Regions from separate parts of the Homo sapiens genome. Here region 2 is linked to region 1. Evidence: read pairs that join two places in POLR2A ChIA-PET (ENCODE). Cell type or tissue: GM12878. All regions are shown on one strand.

The links. ChIA-PET counts read pairs that join two places held together with the same protein. Peaks named below come from ENCODE experiments on the same cell type or tissue, not always from the same donor. Only the 100,000 strongest peaks of a DNase experiment are listed, where the experiment ranks them.
Region 2: POLR2A ChIA-PET joins it to region 1 with 19 read pairs; 8 of 35 experiments call an interaction of 5 or more read pairs at or near these places.

The regions. Positions count from the first base shown.
Region 1 is chr7:8,129,092-8,137,091 of GRCh38, forward strand. All of the region lies in intron 12 of ICA1 (islet cell autoantigen 1), which reads right to left. Among named protein-coding and RNA genes, the nearest start is that of ICA1, 130 kb to the right of the region's middle. RefSeq lists a silencer at 4,573-4,622 and an enhancer at 5,333-5,462. In GM12878, no CTCF peak of the experiment used is centred here; DNase peaks (open chromatin) are centred at 442, 3,220 and 5,360; H3K4me3 peaks cover 2,024 bases; H3K27ac peaks cover 6,356 bases.
Region 2 is chr7:7,973,835-7,981,834 of GRCh38, forward strand. All of the region lies in intron 1 of GLCCI1 (glucocorticoid induced 1), which reads left to right. It also overlaps the pseudogene LOC100421597. Among named protein-coding and RNA genes, the nearest start is that of GLCCI1, 9.0 kb to the left of the region's middle. In GM12878, no CTCF peak of the experiment used is centred here; no DNase peak of the experiment used is centred here; H3K4me3 peaks cover 3,002 bases; H3K27ac peaks cover 1,802 bases.

The DNA.
Region 1 (8,000 bases):
GTAGCATTACTATCAGAAATCTTACACCAAGTCCTTTCACTGGGTTTATTACTTATTTTGAGAACCAAAGACTGATGGTGTTATCAACTGTGGCTTTGTGGTGGTATCTAACTGCCACTTGGAAACTATAAACATTTTTGTTGTTAATTCACAAAGAGAAGAAAAAAATCATGATTTATGTTTTTTTTCTGAGACATGCTGCAATTCTGATATGGTCATATTAAATGAGATGACCAGGTTTTCTTCAAATGTATAAGATAATTAGTAAGTAAAGGCTTTTTTTTTAAAAAAAAAAAAGTTCTCTGTGTTGGCTTTACTGGATCTATTTTCAATCACACTTTACATAAAGATCTAAAGATGAAGGGGATTTCTGATGTGCTGAGCAGACAGGCTATAAATCAGGGAGGGGAAGAATCTAGTCACTCTCATGTCCCTGTGGTTTAAAAATAGTGGCAAAACATCACTTTAGTCGGACAACTGTCTAATGTAAGCATTCTTATTGTTTGTGTTATCACAGAAATTCTCACTAAGAGCTAGCCTGTAGGTGTTGTGGGTGAGAAGATGGGGCAAATGGCATTTTAAACAGGCTTCTGAGACAGTGTGATTTTTTTTAAAATTATTATTATTATACTTTAAGTTTTAGGGTAAATGTGCACAACGTGCAGGTTTGTTACATATGTATACATGTGCCATGCTGGTGTGTTGCACCCATTAACTCGTCATTTAACATTAGGTATATCTCCTAATGGTATCCCTCCCCCCTCCCCCCACCCCACAACAGTCCCCGGTGTGTGATGTTCCCCTTCCTGTGTCCATGTGTTCTCATTGTTCAATTCCCACCTACGAGATAGAATATGCGGTATTTGGTTTTTTGTCCTTGGCGATAGTTTGCTGAGAATGATGGTTTCCAGCTTCATCCATGTCCCTACAAAGGACATGAACTCATCCTTTTTTATGGCTGCATAGTATTCCATGGTGTATATGTGCCACATTTTCTTAATCCAGTCTATCATTGTTGGACATTTGGGTTGGTTCCAAGTCTTTGCTGCTAGTGCCGCAATAAACATACGTGGGCATGTGTCTTTATAGCAGCATGATTTATAATCCTTTGGGTCTATACCCAGTAATGGGATGGCTGGGTCGAATGGTATTTCGACAGTGTGATATTAACAGGGTAGTTCAGGAACCACTTGAGCCTGCACATGGTGGGCGAGGCAGGACTGTAAGGTCAGGCAGGTGGCCCACCTCTGTGGATGAAGGCAGGAGCTGAAGGAAAGGAAAGCAACCTTCGCAGCTCAGGATGTGTCCATCAACACCTGTATCTACGCATGCTCCCCTCTCCAGCATCACCTTTTTAAGGATTATTAACATTACAGAACTCTATACTTCCTACTTTCAGGTAGGACTGGAATGCCCAAACCCTTTCTTATAGTTTACTTTTTGCCCTGACTGAAACCAGATAATTACTGAACCAAACCTATTCTATTGAAACCAAGTCAAGTCAATGTGTAGACCCTGGAGGAGCAGATAATTTCAAATGCACCTTGGAAATGACGTATGTTCCTTCTACAGTCGCTTTATACAGCCCTCCACTAAGTCAAACCCTCAGGGAGGCTTCACTACTTTAGTACAGATGTCTGTCCAGGGAAGATCATCATTAACATTAGCAAGAACAAATAATAAACTGTAAGCCTTCTAAAAATAACCACAGACTGTAATAGCTCCATCTTTGTTTTTATTGTTTAGGTTTTGTGCTATGGTGTTTATAATGGACTTTGGTGGTTTTTGCTAACTCAGCATCCCTTCCCTCTGCTTCTTCAGTTTTCCCTTTGGGAAAATGCCTTCTCCATGTGATCCTGGTGAGATGCCTCTGGAAATGACTCCTTACCCTCCACCCCAGTGAATGACTGATGAGGCTGGCCAGAGTCCTCCATCCCCCAGGCATGGTGATTGGCTCAGGGGTGGACACATGCCGGACACCTCCCGGAATTTGGTATATAGAAACTTAATGGAAGAGGGCCTCTCTTTCTTTGGGATTCCAAGCTCTAAAGATGCAAATTTCAGGCTCCCAGTGATAATGAAGTCAACACATAGAGGGAAACAGCCTCAAGAAGTGGAGAGAGAATCCTGACAACATTGTCTAAGCGCCTGGATCCAGCCTTGCTTGAAGCCAATCCACAACTGAGTGTCCCCATTACATGGATCAATACATTCTTTTTTGCTTTTAAAAATTTAAACCTAAACTATTTCAAATAGGGTTTTTCTATCACTTGCAATCAGAAAACTTTTTACTAATACATATCCTATTCAACTCAAACTTTTTAGTGACAGAAAAGAGAAAAGGACCCTTGGTGAGGATATTGCCTACAGCCAGTTCTAAATACAGATTTTGCCTACACTGAGGTCTACCAATGAATTTAGCCTTTTATTTGGCTTCTTGATTATTCAACAGCTAACAGGCCACACAGTGCACATTTTCTCTTTTAAGAGAACTTACTACTTAGCTAAAAGCAATGAAACTGGCACTGACTTGAACCATAAAACACAAAAACCTCCCAATTATTGCACTGATAATTAAGATGCTTAAAATTATTACACATAACACGTAAGAAAAATCTAACTACAAGTAGAAAAGGACGGGTTCAGGTCTGTAACCAGACAAGTTGAGACTTGAGAAATAGCTCTATAGTCAGTTGGCTCTTGAGAATCATGCTATCATTTTCTTTGAAAAAAATTCAACTCAACTGAGAGATAATGGAGACACATGCAGAGATGTGATAAGCTCTTTGGGAGAAACTCTAGTAAGAAACTCCCAACTGGAGTCAGGGCTTCCACCCATGCAGATGTGGACTGCTTCTGGGTTATGGTGCCCCAATCCTGCTTTTGTGTTAAAGGATGAACAAGGGTTGAGGATCTCTCAGGTGCCAAACCCACAGATGCTACACCAAGTTCCCTTCACTCTCTTGCAGGCTCCCAAGTCTCTGTGTTTACTTGCTTACCAGATAACCTAACTACAGACACTGCTGCAAAAATAAGAGCCAACAGACATGACGTACTCACATCCTCACCTGTCTCCAACTCCGTGACCTTGCAGGCATTGCCTCTCCTTTCTAAGATAAGCCCTCTCTATGCCCTCCCCTCCTTCCTGAAGCCTGCTCTGTTCCCACCATTATTCAGATCCAGCACCTTTAGTCTTTCATTTTCCAATGCTTCCTTCCCCTAGCCGCAGGAGATGTGTGCCTATCTCAACAATAATCAGCCTTCACTTGATGTTGCTCTCCACCCTCCCCTCACACTTTCAAGTTACTGTTCTGGTTTCTTCTTCCTTCCACAACCACATACTCTACTTTGGCTCTACTCTTTTCTCAGCTGCCTGTAATTAAGTTCCTGCCCCCACCCTATACTGAAATAGCTCTCTTGAAGGTCAGCAGTGAGATCCTCATTGCCAGTTCTGAGGCTCTTTTCCCAGGCCTTTACCTGTACAGCATCATTTGTACCACTGCCCAGCCTGGAAATGCTGCTATCTCCTGGGAGTCCCCATGAGGCGGCTCTCTCGGATGACCTCCCATCTCCCTGACAGTACCTTCTCCACTGCCTCCTCCTATTCTGGCTGCCCTTAAGGTTTCATCCCAAACCATCATACCTTCCCTACATTCTCTATAGAAGATCTTTTCTATTCTTAGGGTTCCAATGTCACCTCAGAAGGTTCTCCAATCTCTACCTCCAATTCCAAGTTCTTTCTGGAACTCCATTTGCAAATTCCTGTCTGGGAGCCCTTCTGGGTTTGCCCATTGGTGAAGCTGCTGGTGCTCCATAGAGGAACCCTCTTACTGTGTATCTTTGCTTAGTCTGTGTTATGGTTTGCATATCTGTCCCTTCCAAAACTCATGCTGATATTTAAACCCTAGTGCGGCAGCTTGAGAGGTGCGGCCTTTAAGAGGTGATTGGGTCATGAGGGCTCTGCCCTCACAAATGGGTTAACCCATTCATGGATTAATGAATTAATGGATTATCATGGGAGTGGGATTGGTAGCTTCTATAAGAAGAGGAACAGAGACCTGAGGGAGCACATTCGGCCCCCTCACTATGTGATGCCCTAAGCCGCCTTAGGACTCAGCAAAAAAGGCCCTCACCAGATGTGTCCCCTCAGAATTGGACATTTTAGCCCCTATAACTCTAAGAAATAAATTCCATTTCTTTCTTTTCTTTTCTTGTTTTTTCTTTATAGAGTCTCACTCTGTCATCCAGGCTGGAGTGCAGTGGTGCAACCATAGCACTCCAGGCTTGAATGCCTTCTGAGTAGCTGGGACTACAGGCACATGCCACCATGCCTGGCTAACTTTTAAAACTTTTGTAGAGATAGGGTTTTACTTTGTTGCCCTCTTGGTCTCAAGTGATCCTCCTGCCTTGATCTCCCAAAGTGCTAGGATTACAGGCATGAGCCCTTTTCCTTATAAATTATCCAGGTGCCAGTATTCTGTTTTATAAGCAACAGAAAGCAAAGTTAGACAGGCTGGCTGTGAGATTACTCATTTACTCAAAGGCCTTCAGTGGCTCCCTGACTACTGGCTAAAGTAACACTCTGTCTAGTGGTATTCAGGATGTCTGCAGTCAAGCACGAATGCAGCCCTTTCAGCTACCCATCAATATAGCCATCTGGAAAGCCTTCATTCAATTTGGCAAAACTTCTCTACTTGCCATTGCTCAAACATATTCTGGGAACCTGATGATTTGTCCCAGTGAGAAAAATCATACTTTTTTTTTTTTTTTTTTTTGCAACCAATAGGAATCTTAGAGATCATCTCCTCTAACTCACTTTACAGATAAGGAAAAAGACCCAGGTTAAATAACCTACCCAATGACACAAAATTTATTAGTTACAGACAATCTTGCTAGGGACCCCAACTCACAGTCAAGGTGTTTTCTCACTGTAGCACTCTGCTTTTACTTCAGAACCTATTAAGGATCTCATGTATAAATTAATATTTAAGCTTTTGTAAAGTGTTGAGGGTTTCTAAGGTCAGATGGCTCCACTGGCAGCCAGGCACCATGCAGGCACCGTGGCAGAAAGGCTGAGATGACAGATCCATTCAGCATGTTTGCCCTGTACTGCCCAAGTTTTCAAAAATAAAAACCCTATGCCCCTGGGAGAACATTCCCTAGGAGAACTGATCCTGAACCAATGAGCAATATCTGTGTGAAAACTCACATAGAGAGGAAGCTCTTTTAAGTTTAGACACGGTGTGGGAAATTGGTGACAGCTCACTCAGGTGGTATTTTTGAACTCATACTGAGTTTCATGACCTCAGCATAAATTAGAACACAGAAGATGGAAGGAAACATAACTACATAGACCGAAAACGAGAGCACAGAAAAGCTGGCAGATAAATGTCACTTAATTTACCTTCATCTGCGTGTGAAACAGGAAGACTCCATCTCTCTGGTTTTCTCCCTCGTCCCCACTCTGGACATTATGACTAATCGTAAAGGCCACACGCTTGCAGTACAGATGAAAAACCCCAAACACCAACACTATCCTCACATCGCCCAAAGAGAGTAGGGGGAAGATAGGGAGGAAAACACCTTACGAAAATGGCTAACAAGAAAAACATATTCTATATTATAACAAACTGTACTTGTTTGGAACTCAAGAACACTGCTTCTAAGAACTTCGCTCTGATGAAAAATGATATAGATTATAATAAGAACAGAGAGAGGAAAAACAACTCCTACTCCCTGAAAAACAAAACAAAACAAAAAACAAACAACAAACCAACAGCACTGGACCCTGAGTAGGCACTAAAAAAAAAAAATTCTTGTTCATGATCCCTAAGCTTGCTACTCCATTTCACCAGTAGATGTTAGAAGACAAGTAATCTTACTGAAAAACATAAAACCTAGGGCAGGGATAAATATTTATAGACTCTTTATAGAATTTTTTTTATTTTTTTTTGAGACAGAGTGTTACTCTGTTGCCTAGACTGGAGTGCAGTGGTGCAATCTCGGTTCACTGCAACCTCCGCCTCCCGGGTTCAAGCGATTCTTCTGCCTCAGCCTCCAGAGTAGCTGGGATTACAGATGCCCATCACCAGGCCTGGCTAATTTTTGGATTTTTAGTAGAGACAGGGTTTCATTATGTTGGCAAGGCTGGTCTCGAACTCTTGACCTCAAGTGATCCGCCCATCTTGTCCTCCCAAAGTGCTGGGATTACAAGTGTGAGCCACCGCGCCCGGCCAGAATCTTTATAGAAATCTTTATAAGGGTAAATCTATAGAGAGCACTACAGGCTACAGGATGATCAGCTAAGAACAGTATTTGGTTAAAAAAAAAAATGTACCAAAGCCAGCAGTACATCCCAGGATGCTGAGGAAGACAGAGAGGAGGGAAAGTTCATGAGAAAAGAGAAGGCGCTTTTTAGAACTTGCCACTTCGTATGCGAGGAAGCAGTCAGATCCCTAGTCAGTAATATATGGACAACTGCAGGAGACAATTCTGAGTGACTCAGGAGGAACTCAGAGGTAAACATGTATGACTGCTGTGGGCTAAAAGTTTTCACCCACACCTATGGTACCTACTGAATGAGCTATTATTCTGACATGTGACCACAATTTAGAATCACAAGTCTAGAAGTAGTAACCAAGGAGGTAGCAGGAGATAAACATTTTATTTAGAATATAGACAATTAAAATTGTTTTAATTGGCTTAGTCTTGTCCTGGAGAGGGATCTTTTGGGTAAGGCCAACTTATGAGACTTAGGTGAGTTGAATTCATTGAACTGTCTTCTGCTTTGTAACACCACTTTTTTGTTCAGGTATCTGCTATTCATTTTTCTTGGCCCAATTTTGGGAAACACAAAGATTTCTCCATGTTATAATTAACGAATTGAGGTCAGATTGCCACATGTGGTCATAAGGCAGTTTGAGAGCCACTTTCACGTGTCTCAAAATGTCACTAACTTTTTTACTTAAAATAGTTTTATAAACTGTGGTCAAATATTGGTTTTCCATTATATTAGCTATTTAGTAGGAGAAAGCCAATGTCATTACGACACTGAATGGGGGTGATTTTCTGGGCAATGGCTCTTTGAGAATCGTTGCTGTTGTCACGAGCGGTCTGCTTTTTGATAACATTGTACCACGGCTTAGCCATTACTTGTCTAACAGAATTACCACAGGGAGTGAACCGGCCCCCAAGCAGCAGGGTGCTAGAGCTTATCGTCCCCAAGTCCTATAAAGTCAGCCATCCCTGGATTAAGCTCTTTTTATTTCTTGACTGTTTAATGTCGTGCATATTGTAATCAGCATTTTAATTCAGGATTTGGGCCTTCCAGCAGTTTTCCAAAGGGCACACATTTTGAAGTCAACAAATTAATGAGTGTTCTTTTCTTCAGTCACCACAAGTTCTCTGTGCACTGAGAGAATATTTTTATTCTACCGACCACGTTAATATTTAAGCCGACGCTACCCTGTGGGTTGACAACATAGAAGCAGAGGCAGACAGTGGGGCAGCCCTGCTCATGCCTGAAGAAGGGCTGTGTGGGTTGGCAGTGAGAAAGAGAAAAGACAAATTATGTGACATTGACTTTAACTGAGACAATGTGCAAACCAATACTTCTGCCTGAGAACAACTACACATTTTAAGGGACCAGCACATTAATATCCCTATCTTTACAATTACATAGAGTGCTCAAAAAAGGGGGTATGGACTGCTAGTCTACAAAACTAACAAAGATCCTAACTATAAACCAATGAAATATGAAAGTTGTTTTAAATAAGCAGACAAGTGTCAATCTCATTCCAACATATCTTGGCACATGCTTTCGAGGAAGTTTATAAAAGTAAGCATCTATCGCAGGCAGTGCCATTTCTGATTTAATTCTGTGAAAAAATGCATGACTACTGGGTTAGGGTTGTACCTTTACCGCCAAGTTAAAAAAAATTAAATTCTAAAGCCAAGAACCTTTTTTTTTTTTTTAGAAAGAGGGAAACAAAATACAGACT
Region 2 (8,000 bases), 160 kb before region 1:
TTCTCTTTTCCTTAAATTTATCTTTTTAAGTCATTTTTATACTGTGCTCAATGGAATACAAAAAATTTTAATAACTTTTTCTCTTTTAAAAGAGATACTCAGATATTCTCTTTCTATAAAGTTTTATTCTCAGGCTATTCTTGAAAATTAAGATCCTCCCTTTCCATTTTAAAATTAATTAATTTTCCTTGAGTGCTTATAGATACTTGTTTCAAAGCTTTCTTCTACATTAATGTTTTAGCTTTTTCTAAAGAGACAGGTTTCACATACTGACTTTTGGGAAAGGTTTTCATTCTCAGAAAACTATGCTAGAGAGCAGCAGTGTTCATTATTTACAGAACTATTTTTTTCCATCAGTTATCTCATGGTGCCTAAAATTTCTAGATCAATCAGTGAATAGCAAAATAGATAAATGAATTTATAGTTATTTAATCAAAATCTATTGTCTTATGTTCAAAGATTATATTCCTCTCAAATAACTGTTATTGTAAGCGTATTGAATATTGAATACCTAGCATGTGTAAATCATCTTAATCAGTTTTTAACTGTATGTAAAGTTCTGTGTGTATATATCGAACTGGAAATCATTTTATTAATTACAGTACTTTTTACAGAAGGACTGCCGTGTACGTTTCTGTAAGGACTTAATGCAAATTAGGATTTGTACTTTGGGGAAATGTTGAAGGATAATGGCGTCCTTGTGATTTTTGTTTTACTTGTGATAAGTCAGACTACATGTGAATAAGAAAATAAGGGAGTAACTGGGCTCCACAGCAGTGAGTGGAATGGAAATAAATGACAGTGTTCAACAAATGGCTAGTCGGAGAGGGTTTTCCTTAGTCTGAAATTTTAAAAAATTCTAAAAGTCTGTTTTATTAAAATGTTCACAGGTAGTTAATAATCTGCCAAAGAGTATAGTCTAATGACTTAGTTCTTCTTAATTTTAGTTTGGTCTTTTCTCCAGAACTTAACATTTCCAGACACCACTAAGATAGACTTTCTGGCAGCCCCTGTCCTAGTCTGTGTCTGGCACTGCTTTTTGTCTTCAGTATATAATTTATTCTTTTATTAAGTGTCTAAGAAGCTAAATCACTGACACTCTTTTTGTGCTACATACTGTTTAATTATTTTAACGAGAGGTTGAAAATATCTAACTTCTGGTTTCTGCCAAAAGTAAGTGGAGGAAAGGGAACACAAGTACTCATATATTGATATAGAAAGCCTAGGGAACTGATGGAAGGCAGATACTACCTGTATTTCCCTCTGCTCTTCATTTGGACCCTTGAAAGTGACCATAAGTTGACTCATCATTTGGCTATTCTGGAAGAATTTTTGTGCTTATTCTGAAAGACAAATTATAATGGATTAGCAGTAATTCTGAAAAATCTAAGGATTTTACTTACGAACAAATTGTGGAAAAGTATTTCATTGTAGCATGAACAAACATGGCAGATACCTTTAAGCAGTGTTGTTTATTCCAAGTGAATGTTACTAAGGCACATACCAAGTTCATGAATACCTCAGTGACTTCCCCTATACTATGCTGTGTCTCTAGTTTTAGGTAGGAAAGAAGAAAACATATATTTGTGTGCTAACTATATACCAAGCAATGTATACTTTGATTCAGCAAGGATTTAGGATGTGGATCTTCTCATTCCAGATCCAGTGTTCATTCCATAAGACTATGCTGTTGCTCCTAACTCAAAAAGACTCTAATGTTGATGATCAGCTGTGATTTCTAAGCTAAAAGAATGACAAAGGAATTGGTTTTCTTTTGTTTCCATGGCACTATTACGCTGTGCTGGGGTATGGTCTGACATTTTCAGAATGTCTAAAAATGTGAGACCTAGTTTGTTGAATGTAACTAAAATAAAATATAGATGGATTGGCCATTTTTCTCCATTTCTTTCTTGCATATAAGGAGAAAGAGACAGAGAGAATGTGTGTGTGAGAGAGAGAAATCCTTGTTTCTGAGATAGAGAGAGAAATTCTTGTTTCTGAAGATAGGAACATGATTGTATCTGGGCTTTCTTGTGTGTATTCAGAATCGGTACTGTCCTCGAATCACTTTGTAGTGAATATAAGTGCTTTTCTCCCCTTTTCTCTCTTCATAAATGTTAAAAGTTAATTACATATGGTGCTAAACTGATGGAAGCTTCAGGAATCACTAAACAGAGACTGGTCTCAAGTGATTGTCCCAGCAACTGGCACTAGGTTGATTCAGCCCTCCCAAAAGACAACAGGCTTCCAAGAATCTGCAATTTGTGGGTTGAACAGTGTACGTATATAACTTAATGAAGTCCACCATCGTATACCTTAATGATGGCTCACCAAAAAGAATGATGATTTAAAGAAGCTAGTGGGCTGGGCGCAGTGGCTCATGCCTGTAATCCCAGCACTTTGGGAGGCTGTGGTGGGCAGATTACTTGAGATCAGGAGTTTGAGACCAGCTTGGCCAACATGGTGAAACCCTGTCTCTACTAAAAATACAGAAATTAGCCGGGCATGGTGGTACACCTCTATAATCCCAGTTACTCGGGAGGCTGAGACACGAAAGTTGCTTGAACCTGGGAGGTGGAGGTTGCAGTGAGCTGAGATCATGCCATTGCACTCCAGCTTGGGCAACAAGAGTGAAACTCCATCTCAAAAAAAAAAAAAAAAAAAGGAAAGGAAAAAGGAAAGGAGAAAGGAAAAAGGAAATAAAAGAAAGGAAAGGAAAACTAGTAACCCACGGTTGTGTGGCAAGGTCAGTGTCCAAAATTGTCTACCAGGTTATTAGAATTGTTAAGAAATCCTGCTGGGCATGGTGGCTCACACCTGTAATCCCAGCACTTTGGGAAGCTGAGGCAGGCAGATGGCTTGAGTTCAGGATTTCAAGACCAACCTGAGCAACATGACAAGACCTTGCCTCTGCGCAAAATATAAAAATTAGCCTGGGCATGGTGGGACACTCCTGTAGTCCAGCTACTCAGGATCCTCCTGAGTGATCCTCAAGGAGGATCACTTGAGCCCAGGCGGCAGAGGTTACAGTGAGCTGAAATCACCCTACTGCACTCCAGCCTGGGTGCTAGAGTGGGGTGTTGTCTCAAAAAAAAAAAAAAAGTTAAGAAATCCACCAACCATCTAGATGTGTTTCGTAATGAAAAGGTGAAAACTGCTACAACTTCCTGTCTAGTGTTACTGAAGATCAAATACTTATTAACTACTGACAGTAATAATTCCTTATTTATTCTCTGTAGCCATAAAGAAAACTTTTGTGAATAGTCCGTATAGCTAATTTTAACTTTTACATTACTAAAAAATTAGCTTTCTGATGAAACATTTTCTAACGTCATTACACACTTGATTGTTAAGCACAGTGAACAAGACATAAACGAACTCCTTGTGGCTTGATTAGCTTTATTAATAACTTATTGATAACATATACATAAAATTGATTACTATAGATGATATTGAGAATAAGACTGAATGAGTATTGACTGACTAGACTTGTGCTATAACTGATTCTATAAATTTGCTTTTGGGATTATTTCCTGTTTTTCTGATGAAGGTGGAGCAAAGCATGTTTGACTGAACTGGTCCTTGATAGTATAACCGGGCTGTTTTCTCTAGAACTAATTATCAAATGAAAGGCCAAAGCAATTATTTTCCAAATGGTTCCATAGACATGTCGTAGAGGCATAAATGTATCCTGGGAAATACTAGATTTGGAGTCAAGAAACCTGAGTTCTCTTTTCAGTTTTGACATTTGTCTTATGACAAGCCACTAACTCTGCATCTTATCTTCTGTGTCTTTAAAATGAAGGGGATAGACTTTTTAAGATTTTGGTTGGGTAGGGAAAAGATTGAGCTATTTAAAGGAAAAGAAAGTTTATTAGACTAGATGATTCTTAAAATTTTTATTTATTGAGCCTTTATGCCAACTAATAATCTTTGGTAGAATCCAATATAAGGTACTTTTATTAACCTCTTTTCACAGATGAGGAAATGAGGTCCTGGGAAGTTAAGTAATTTGCCCAAGGTCAGGCAGCATGCACAGGGCTCTTGTAATGCTCTAAGTCCTGACTTCAAGATAGCTGAAAGTTGTTGTTGGAACCCAGTTAGTTATGGGGCAGGAAAGTATGCACAATGTATTATCCCACTGCTTATACAGTTAAGTCATAGAAAGGCTAAATATAGCTTTGGGGCGGTGAGGGAAGAAGAGAAAGCTAAATGGGACTAGACGCTAGGGTGCATGGAACTTAAAATAGCTGTAAGTATCCCCAGTAATTATGCCATCATTGGGCCTTCCCTTTGGTCCCTAAAGGACCTATCACTTTGTTTAGACAGAATTTAGCATTTTATTTTTAAAAACTTCCTTTCACATGAAATTTCAAAATCTGGGTAGAATAAGGTCTCTTTTTTGTGTATTCATATTTGGCAATGTAAACTTTAAAAAATCTGCCCATTTGTAATGTATTATAAGGCTACCTTCAGCCCCATAATTATGATTCTCTACATTTATCATCCTTTGATATTTTAGCAACATTTAACATAGTATCTTTTTATACAACACTGTCATGGCAAAGCAATGCACACTACCTTAAAAAAATTATTTATATGTACTTGGCTCTTTCACTTCTTTTAGGTTTGTTGATGTAATATAGAAAATAAATTTTAATCTCTATTTTAATAATTTCTTCTGGGGTGTTTTGGCATTTTTTCAATGTCATTTGTGCTTACTATAAGTTCTGCATAGTAGTTAATGTGGAAACGATTTTCTTTTATAAGTAACATTAGAAATTGTGTTTATTGTTAGGAGAGCAAAAGTATTATATAGAGTCTTTGTGATGGATAAAGTTTCTCATAACATTTCTTCTGTAATTATATTTACTTTTCTAGTTAAATATATCAGTTGTACATTGAATTAGTGAAGTGTAATGCTGGTATCTTAGAAGATAATAAAAACAGTAGGACTCAGTGGCTCAGGGTTACATCAAGTCTAGCCATATGGAAACTTTACTATTCCTCATACAAACTTGTGAAGTGATCTTTCTATGAAGGTACAAAAATATCATAGTAAAATATAGATTGGTTTATATTAGCTAATTATAAACAAAATGTATTTATAATATCTTTCGAAGTTTTGTAAGTGTCATTTTATTTCTTCTAAAGTATTCTTGGAGTTACTCTGACACATTGACCTTAAAAGAATCAATCAACAGTCCTCTTCCTGCTTTATGTCAGATCATTTAAGTGTCTAGGACTTAACTAAACTGGTGTTGGCAAACATTGCTAAATGCAGTTTCATTAGTATTGCAAAAGTGAGGATTTAGACTGTGCTCAGAGATTAGATTTTTGAAAAAAGCTACAGTATTCTGCAATATTTCGATCATAGAGCTTAAAAAGTGTATTTCAAAGGTCTATTAATACTTTACATGCCAGAGTGACCTCTTAGTTTGTAAAAAAAACGCATTCAGGGAATTGCATTTGCTCACTTTTTATCTTTTTAGGTAACAAATAGTGGGTCAAATTCTTAGCAGATTTTAAATGAGTTATCCTTGTTCAGAAATATGCTATTGTCACTGAGTTTTAGATTTTATATATGAATTGTTTATTTCTAAGTTAGCTTGAGCTTTTTCTGGTGTTCTGTTTTGAAGTTGCCACTCTGTTTATGTGTATTTTTCTTTCATTAGATGAAGCTTGAAATATTAATTGGTTCATCCTATGGTTTCTATAACATACTTACATCTAACGTATCTTGCTGCCTTTACCTATTATAATATTATACTATAGTTTAGCCTAGGATGATGTCACTGGCCCTTTCTTTCTATGCATACATATACATTAGTGCAGAAGTCTGAACTGTATTGTTGAATGTGGCTTCTTGTGTAGTAATGTAGTAATATGTAGTAATAATACTGTGTAGTAATCTTGGGCAGTGATGCCTTGTGAGGCTGTTGAGATAAGGAGGAATTGGCTTTGTCTAAATATCTGCTATTGCTGAGCTAGAATGGGAAGTGACAAACTTTTCATGTGTTATGTCACCATTTACCTGAAACTTTGGTTGAATGCAGTGACCCATTTTTCTTTCTCTTCTTTTATTTTTTCTTTATCTTTCTGTCTTTCTGTCTTTCTTTCTGGCAGTGTCTCGCTGTGTCACCCAGGCTGAAGCACAGTGGCACAATCTTGGCTCACTGTAACCTCTGCCTCCTGCCTCAGCCTCCCAAATAGCTGGGACCATGGGAGTGTGCCAGCACACCTGGCTAATTTTTTGTATTTTTAGTAGAGATGGGGTTTCGAACTCCTGGCCTCAAGTGATCCACCTGCCTTGGCCTCCCAAAATGCTGGGATTATAGGTGTGAGCCACTGGACCTGGCCCTATTTTTCTTTCTTATAATCAGACTTTACCTATTTTCAGTTTCTATTGACTTTTAGTTTTTGCCTTAAAGAATATTAGTGACCTCACCAGGGCTTATAGCTGAGGAGAAGTGGGTGCCATGGCGGTTCTACTGGAGACTACTGTGGGCAATGTGGTTGTCAATTTGCACACTGAGCAGCAGCCTTGCAACTGTGAACTTTTTGAGAGCAGGTACCACAGTTTAATGGCATTTGTGATGGCAGTGCCAAGCATCTAGAAGGTACTCGCCTGCTTTAATTTCTTGAGATATTACAAAATAAAATATTACAGTTATTGCCTTATTCACAGTATACAAAGGTATTTTATCATACAAACTGTTGATCCTACAGGGACTGGTCATGGAGGAGAGTCTATTTTTGGCCTAGGATTGTATGGTGATCAAGCAAGCTTTTTTGAGACAGAAAACGTCCCAAGAATTAAGCACAAGAAGAAGGGCACAATGTCCATGGTGAATAATGACAGTGATCAACATGGATCTCAGTTTCTTATCACTACAGGAGAAAATCTAGATTACCTTGATGGTACCATACAGTATTTGGTGAGGTGACAGAAGGCATTGACATAATTAAGAAAATAAATGAGACCTTTGTTGACAAGGACTTTGTACCATATCAGGATATCAGGATAAATTATATAGTGATTTTAGATGGTCCATTTTGATGACATTCCTGATTTATTAATCCCTGATCAATCACCAGAACCTACAAGGGAACAATTAAAGAGTGGTAGAGTTGACACAAATGAAGAAATTGATCATTTCAAACGAAGGTCAGCCGAAGAAGTAGAAGAAATAAAGGCAGAAAAAGAAGCTAAAACTCAGGCTTTACTTTTAGAGATGGTGGGAGACCTACCTGATGCAGATATTAAACCTCCGGAAAAATCTGTGTATGCAAATTGAATCCAGTGACCACAGATGAGGATCTGGATATAATACTCTCTAGATTTGGGCCAATAAGAAGTTGTGAAGTTATCTGGGACTGGAAGACAGGAGAAATCCTCTGTTATTTCTTTCTTTCTTTCTTTCTCTTTTTTTCTTTCTTTCTTTCTTTCTCTCTCCCTCTTTCTCTCTTTCTTTCTGTCTCTCTTTCTTTCTTTCTTTTTTTGTTGAGATGGAGTCTCACTCTGTTGCTTAAGCTGGAGTGCAGTGGCACGATCTCGGCTCACTGCAGCCTCTGCCTCCTGGGTTCAAGTGATTCTCCTCCCTTAGCCTCCCAAGTAGCTGGGACTACAGGCGTGTGCCACCACACCTGGCTAATTTTTGTATTTTTAGTAAAGACAGGGTTTTGCCATATTGGCCAGGCTGGTCTCGAATTCCTGACCTCAGGTGATTCACTTGCCCTGGCCTCCCAAAGTGCTGGGATTACAGATGTATGCTTTTATTGAATTTGAAAAGGAAGAAGATTATGAGAAAGCCTTCTTCAAAATGGACAATATACTTATAGATGACAGAAGAAAACATGGATTTTAGCCAGTCTGTTACAAAGGTTAAATGGAAGGAAAAAGTGGGAAATACACCAAGAGTGATTTAAAGGAGTATACAAAGGAACAGGATAAACCATCTAATTTGGTTCTGAAAGATAAAGTAAGCCCAAATAGGAGG